2 separate regions of the Homo sapiens genome follow, and region 2 is linked to region 1. The links are chromatin contacts, found by Hi-C or POLR2A ChIA-PET in ENCODE. All regions are on one chromosome and are shown on one strand. The core of a region is the stretch at or near the end of the contact, and the rest is flanking DNA. Distances in the headings are between cores, read along the strand shown. Region 1 overlaps WNT3 (Wnt family member 3). Region 2 overlaps NSF (N-ethylmaleimide sensitive factor, vesicle fusing ATPase).

Evidence for each region. Hi-C counts contacts between places; a loop is a spot of excess contacts on that map. ChIA-PET counts read pairs that join two places held with the same protein, here RNA polymerase II (POLR2A). Pooled maps may share reads with other maps.
Region 2: a loop to region 1 is called in a map of heart left ventricle, with 3 times the contacts of the local background. The contact joins two enhancer-like sites. A Hi-C loop is called at or near these places in 10 of 168 maps with a recorded cell type or tissue (Caco-2, Calu3, GM12878 and 7 more), 3 of 37 single-sample maps with no recorded cell type and 4 of 50 pooled maps. POLR2A ChIA-PET finds 5 or more read pairs at or near these places in 7 of 52 experiments (A673, AG04449, AG04450 and 4 more).

The regions. Positions count from the first base shown.
Region 1 is chr17:46,769,816-46,772,445 of GRCh38, forward strand. It overlaps WNT3 (Wnt family member 3), which reads right to left. Exons shown (of 5, transcript NM_030753.5): 3 at 1-233. It also overlaps a transcript of LRRC37A2 not described here. Among named protein-coding and RNA genes, the nearest start is that of WNT3, 48 kb to the right of the region's middle. RefSeq lists an enhancer at 2,188-2,630. Within about 2 kb of position 1,381, at least 15 of the 41 ENCODE cell types and tissues checked have a DNase peak (open chromatin) inside an H3K27ac peak, as active enhancers do.
Region 2 is chr17:46,733,420-46,738,025 of GRCh38, forward strand. All of the region lies in intron 17 of NSF (N-ethylmaleimide sensitive factor, vesicle fusing ATPase), which reads left to right. It also overlaps a transcript of LRRC37A2 not described here. Among named protein-coding and RNA genes, the nearest start is that of WNT3, 83 kb to the right of the region's middle. Within about 2 kb of position 3,357, at least 2 of the 41 ENCODE cell types and tissues checked have a DNase peak (open chromatin) inside an H3K27ac peak, as active enhancers do.

The DNA of each region.
Region 1 (2,630 bases), core at 131-2,630:
GGCCGAGCGCGCGTCCGGCCTGTTCTCGCGCGCATCCGCGAACTCCCTGGACACTAACACGCCGAAGTCAGCGTCCTCGCTGCAGCCGCCCCACTTCCAGCCTTCGCCAGGCGGCCCCTTATGATGCGAGTCACAGCCGCAAATGGTGGAGGTGCCCTCGGCGCAGGAGCGGGTGACGGCGAAGGCCACGCCGGCCGAGGCGATGGCGTGAACGAAGGCCGACTCGCGGGTGGCTGCGGGGAGGTCGTGGGGAGGCAGCACTCAGGACCCGGCCTGGGAGCGCCTGCCCTGCCTCCACCTCCCAGGCCAGGACGTGAGGGGAACGAGGCCAGGAAGAGTTGAAGAGCTCACCAGCCCTGAGGCAAGAGGGAGGCAGCTTCCCCACCCTCTTTGGCTGGTTTAGACCCAGTTGGGTATTCCCACTTCACCGATGAGCAAACTGAGGCCCTGGGCTGCTGATTAGCTCAGGACCTCAAATGCCACAGGGCAAAGCAGTGCCTGTTAGAAACAGGCGCCGACACCAAACCTCTGGCAGGTTGCTGCAGAGATAAGGCAGCCACTTCTGTCCTGGTCCCACACCCCCTGCCCTCCACCTTCCCAAAGTCCAGAGACCACCCTGCACAGGCCTGAGCCCTCCCACGCCTGAGTGAGATCCAGGTCTGTAAGGAGGGAGGCCTGGGAATCTACAGCCTAAACCTGCCCAGGCCCACCCCTTCCGCACGTGGATGCATAGGGACGGCCCCTCTCCTTTTCTCGGTCTCAGTCGCCCTTTTTGTAAAATGGACACGGCTTCCCTCCGCTCCTAGAGCCCCTCACCAGGAGGGCAGTGGCCCGTGCCTCAGTCTCCCCATCCCCATTCTCCTGCCCTCACGCCCAGGCACGGCCAACTCCCTCCCAGAAGGGTAGGGACACCGGGCAGTTCCCCTGGTTCTGTCCCAGGGTCCAGCGCAGGGAAAGGAGAGACTCTCAAGGGTGTGCTCCAGCCTCCTCACAACGGTCATCGTCTCTGCATGTGCTTCATTCACATGGAAAGTTTTACTCATTTTATAGATGTGGACATTGACGATTAGGGAGGCCAAGGCCTGCAAGACCTGCAGCCCAACCATCTCTCTCCTCATGGCAGGACCCGGGAGCCGGAGGTGACTCGCCACCTGACACAGGCTGTGAAACGCCGGGCCGGCCTAGTCGGCAAAATTGGTCATAAATGTGACCAAATTTATTTAGAAGCCAGGCGCCCGCCTCCCCTCCTGGGCTGTGGGCCGAGTGCTGCAAGAAGGAAGCCCGGGACCCCTCTTGGCTCCCGCGGCCGCTCTCCGCGGCCCCCACGCCCTCCTGCGCCACCTACAGAGGGGCCCGTCCCACTTCCAACGACGGGAGGGCGAAGAGTGCAGAGCTGGTCCCGCCCGCGCCCCGCGCCTGCGCTGCCAGGGCCGACCGAGGACGGCGGCAAGGGGGCCCGACGTCCCGCGTCCAGTTGTGCTCCCGGCCTCGGGGTCCCAGCCGCGCCGCTCACTCGCCCCAATCCTAGACGCCCCAGCCCTGGGGGCGCCTCGGGGAAGAGGGGCCGAGGGCGGGTTCACAGGGCGGGCGCCCCTCGTTTCCGGCCGGCCTGCGGCCTCTCGCGGCGGCAGCGGCGCCCGGGCCCCGGGCCGCGCTGGGTTCCCAGCCCCGGGAACGCGGGGGCGGCGGGGGCGGGGCGGGGATTAGCCTGGGAGCGGCGCTGACAGCCCCGCTGTGCCTTCCCCGTCCGGCGGGGCCCGCTGGGCCGCTCAATCCGCCTTTGTTCGCGCGGTGTCACACCGCATTACCCGCATAATGCGGCCGCCGGGCCCGGGCCGCCGGGCCGGCCGCCACCGCGTAGCAACGGGCGGCTCCCGCGGCCGGGCCGCGCCCCCGGCCCCGGCGCCGGGCCGCGAAATCCCCATTGAAGCGGCGCCCCCCGCCCCCGCGCCGCGCCGCGCCGCGCCGCGCCGAATGGCCAGAGGGCGTGTGAATGGCGCGGCGGCCGCGCGGTGGGGGGGCGGTGCTCGGGCGCTTTTCAGGCCGCCCAGGCCCCTCCGGCGCCCGCCCCCGCCCCTGCCCCCGCCCCCGCCTGGGGAAGCGCCTCGGGCCCGCCGCGCCGCCGCCGCGCCTCGCCCCTTCCGGCCGCCGACCCCGCCGCCCCCAGACTCGCGGAAGACGCGCGCCCCGGGCTGCCCGACCCGCTGCGCCCCGGGTCTCAAAGCGCGGGGCAGAGATTAACCCTTGGCCGCCCACGCGGCGGTGGTGTGGGGACTCGCCGGGGGCGGGGTGCAAACGTGGGGCCGGAGCTGGGCGCGAACCTGGGTTCAAGGTCCGGGCTCTGGGCACCGACCGGGGCGCGTATGCGCTCGCGGCGTCTTCCGGGATGCTCTCCTCGCCGCCGCCAGCAAATTCCCAAACTCTCGGGCACACATCGCCCCTCCCCCCGCAACCCAAACCTGTCCTCGGGCCATCTAGGGACCGGGGCGTGTGCCAGAACCTACGGTGGTGACTTAAAACGTTCAACGCGGAGTGAATGGGTAGCGCTCCCAGAGCCGCTTTCCCCTGGCTCTTGGCCGGAGACGGGAAGAGCGATCAGAGGTGACTCGCTTTTGGGGAGCGCGTCTAGA
Region 2 (4,606 bases), core at 2,107-4,606, 34 kb before region 1:
CCAGTTTCCTCAACAAGTGTGAGAGTAGTTAAGCCTATTAACCTCACTGTTTAATGCTGGGTTTGACACTTTTGTGCATCAAATTGGAAAACCTCATCTGTATGTAACAGGGTAGCCTCGTAATTTATGGAGGAGCAATCCTTCCTCAGTTCAGTGCTTCCCAACCTTTTTAGATTATGGTGCATACAAAATGATAACATCTGATGATACACTTGGGTAAGTGGATGAGGCCACTCACAACTGGCCAGGGCTCTAGCCTTCCCAACAGCTGGCAGGAATTGATATCTTAGTCCAGGTATAACTCATTTGAAGCTCAACGATTGGAAAACTCTTTGGAAACTTTAAACTTTTACAAAAGAAGAATTACCACTCCAACGTCATAGCAGTATTACTGAAGTAGAACTCAGACCTAACAGTTATTAGTGTTCTGGCTAAATTTTATGATGTTGTTGAGAATAGTAACTTCCTCGCTGCTCTGACACCTAGGAATATTACCTAATAAGAGAGAAATACAGCTTAAAGCTTGGAGGACCTAAGGTGTGGACCAATAAGAAACTGTCAGCATTCTCAGGATGGGGACTTGGGTAGACACACTTGTTTCTGCATGAGTTTTGTTTTTAACATCAGCAGTCTCTAGACAACATTGCTTTCATGTAGTCCTTACATGACATCTTAGCAGTCTTACTTCAGATATGGTTATAGGACATCTTGGTATCTTGATAATATTAAGCAACTCTTTAGGCTTTGGGTTGCTTTAGTGAAATAAGCAGATAATGGAAGAGACTCCAAATCATGCAGGCCTAAACATGAGTATCTCTCCATCTATTTGTTCAAAATTAACTCTGGCTAATGACTATGATATGACTCAATAAGATATATAACCACTTTAGGAAAGAGGCTTAGTCATTTTGCCAGACACATTAATTTTAATCCACTGATGTGGTGACTTTTGCATTGGGCTTCATTTCTTTTATCTAAAAAAAAAAATGATGCTTGACAGTTTAGTGGCCTTCTTAGTAAGTCAGTGACATTAGATACCTACTATATTTATAATACTCTCTTTAGGTATACTTTGCTTAGTATAGTAGATTTTCTTGGAAAGTCCTTTGTAGATTGAACATGTGTGTGTGTATATATACATATCTCTGAGGACAAAGGAAATTTCCAGAGATCTGTGTTCTTGTTTTCTGGACAGAAAGATAATGTATAGTGAATGTATAGTGATCAACTAAGATAATGCCTAGTGAAGCCCTTTGTAAACCTGTGGACTACATAGATAGACAGTATTAAAGAACATATATATATAGTACATATATATGTAGATTAATTTCAAATGTATCAAAAACAGTGAAATAGGCCAGACATTGTGGCTCACGCCTGTAATCCTAGCACTTTGAGAGGCCAAGGCAGGAAGATTGCTTAAGGCCAGGAGTTCGAGACCAGCCTAGGCAACATAGTAAGACCAGTCTTTACAAAAAAAAGTTAGTCGAATGTGGTGGTGAGCATCCGTAGACCCAGCTATTCAGGAGGCTGAGGCAGGAGGATCGCTTGAGCCCATGAGTTCAAGACCGCAGGAAGCTGATTCTTACCACCGCACTCTAGCCTGAGTGATAGAGCAAGACTCTGTCTCTAAAAACAAAACCAACAAAAAACAGTGAAGTAAATTATTTTATAAAACATTGCTACAGATATCTGCTGAATAAAATCAAATTTTCAAAATAGGGTTTTGTTTTGGTTTTGGTAGAGCACATCTATAGTAGATATTAATACCAGAATAAATTATAAGATATATATGCCATTTTCTGATAACTCAAAATTAAATATCTAAATTTTAATCATCAGAGAAATGCTAATAGTGTTGAGACGAAATATTTTTTCATTGCTAGAATGTATTCTTCCAGATCCATTGCCTTAAATAAGTTACTGTGGCATTACATTAGCTTTTGAAAGGTGGGGATTATAACGTCGTAGTAGTCCATGGGTGCCATGACTCTAGTTAAGAGCACCCTTTCTGTAGAACTTACTCTTTGTATTGAACTTGAGGTTTAAAAAAAAAAAAAAGAAACCTATGTCTTAGCTCAGATATCATCTGGCATTATAGCCTTGAACGTCCCTTAATTTCTTGGTGTCTATTTCTTCATCTGTAAAATAGAGATAATTCCTCATGTGTTACCTACTCTGTTGAGGGTCAGCTAAGATAATGTGTAGTGAAGCCCTTTGTAAACTGGTGGACTACATGAGCTGTCCAGGCGCAGTGGCTCATGCCTGTAATCCCAGCACTTTGGGAGGCTGAGACAGGTGGATCATTTGAGGTCAGGAGTTCAAAACCAGCATGGCCAACATAGTGAAACCCGATCTCTACTAAAAATACAAAAATTAGCTCGACGTGGTGGTGTGCACCTGTAATCCCAGCGACTCGGGAAGCTGAGGCAGGAGAATTGCTTGAACCCAGGAGGCGGAGTTTGCAGTGAGCTGAGATTGTACCACTGCACTCCATCCTGGGTGGATGGAGTGAGACTCTGTCTCAAAAAAAGAATTGCCTTTGGATAGTCCACAGAACCTTTTCAGCTTGTAAGATAGGAAAACTGAAGAACGTATAATAACTGCTATATAGAGGAAGTTTCCATAGGAAGTGAGTTCAGAGCTCCCACTTTGGAATGCCTGAACCCAACTTCCCTCATTTGCAGTACTGGGAAAAGAAACCTGCTTCCCCATCTCTCATTCACTGAAATTTAGAAGCTTCCTACATCCTAAGACAAATACTCTTGTCTGGGGATTAGGGATTCCTGTTGTAGAAAGAAGTAGGAAGTGGAGACAGGAATTGCCAAGATCAGTAGGCCACCACCAGGTCACACTTGTCTTCAGCCTCCAGGGACTGGCCCACCTGCTTCCTTTCCCTGCCACCACCTGTTGCTTGTGGCTGAAGTTCCCCTTTTCTCCTAACTCATGGTGCAACAAAGTGGTGCTTCACAGTTTCTTTCCTACCTTTCTGTCCCAGAAACAAGAATGCAGATCTTTGGAGATTTCCTGTGTCCTTGGGGATCTCACAATGGCCAGAAGCCCTGGCCCTCCCTCTACTCCTTACCCTGTTAATCTTGGATGGTAGGATTATAGGTGATTTCTTTTTTATTTTGCTTTATTGTTTCCTGTACTTTATAGATTTTCTACAATAAGCATATGTTACTTTGATAATCAGGAAAAAATAAAAAATGTGTATACAATTATTTTTAACTTAGCAGTATAACTGTCAAAAATTCCTTAATTCCATTGCTTTGGTACTAATTTGCTGCTAACCACTAGGGTTAAATGAGACTACCTTTGTATCTAAGCTTGTCTATGTATAATATATTTTTAACCTTGTTCTTTTTATGACTTAAGATTTAATTGAATATCTGAAATATGCTGTGGGTTTTGGAGTAAAAGTGTGCAAGTGCCTCCTAACTCTCACAGTTGTCCTGGGAAACCCACCTGGCACTTGGCTCAGTGCCATGCTCCCCATCTAAACTTACCATGGTTGAATGCCAGTGTGACTAAAGTTGACCAAGGTAGATGGTAACGATTGTCTTAAGCTTCATTGAAAGGAGATCGGAAGTTTCTTTTTCACCAAAAATATTTCTTTTGACATAGAAGTTTAAAACATTTCTTTAAGGAACATCTGCTTTTATTAGATGTACATTTAAGAAATCCTTCTCAGTATAGAGATAAAAAGATGAATAAGACATTGTACCTGCCCTCAGATGGCTCATAGTCCAAGAACACTGTTCAATTGTGAAGTTTGTGCACAAGGTGGGCACAGGTCAAGTAGCAAATGAAGGTTAACATCCAGCCCACATGCTGCCCACCAAGGAGTCCACCCTGGTTTGGGACTGAATCTGCCCTGAGTAAGGTTACCAGATTTAGCAGATAGGAATATAGGATACTTAGTTAAATTTAAATTTCAGAAAAACATCACATAATTTTTTAGCATCAGCATATCCCATATTTTGGTCAGACTTATACTCAGGTATTTCTCTAGCAACCCTAACGCTGAACAAGAGGAAGAGGGTGCCTTTTAGCTCATACGAGGTGCTGGGGCTTGGGGAAGGAAGCAAGGGTGGCTGCACTCACCCAGATGATTGCTTTTTTCTAATTTGTTCACCTAGGGTGTGTGTGCGTGTGTGTGTGTGTGTGTGTGTGTGTGTGTGTTTTCTGATCCATGCAGAAGCTAACTGGTGTCCCTGTCACAATCCAGGGTGGGAGAAAGATGTGAAAACATGATGCATAGAGTTAGGTTTTATATGTTACGTGGTTCCAGTGGAACATAAAGGAAAGTGTGGTCCATTTTACCTGAGAAGATGTGCAAATCATTCACAAATAGTAGTTTCGGATCCTGGTCTTGAAAGATGAGTAAAAGGGAGATTTAGTCAGGGCCATTGTGCCATGCTAAGGAATTCAAGCGCTGCAGCAATGGAGAGAGAAGGTGAAGGATTTATGTATGCTAAAATTAGCATATTATTATTATTATTATTATTATTATTATTATTATTATTATTAGAGATAGGATCTTGCTGTGTTGCCCAGGGTGGAGTGCAGTGACGCAGTCTCAATCACTGCAGCCTTTACCTCC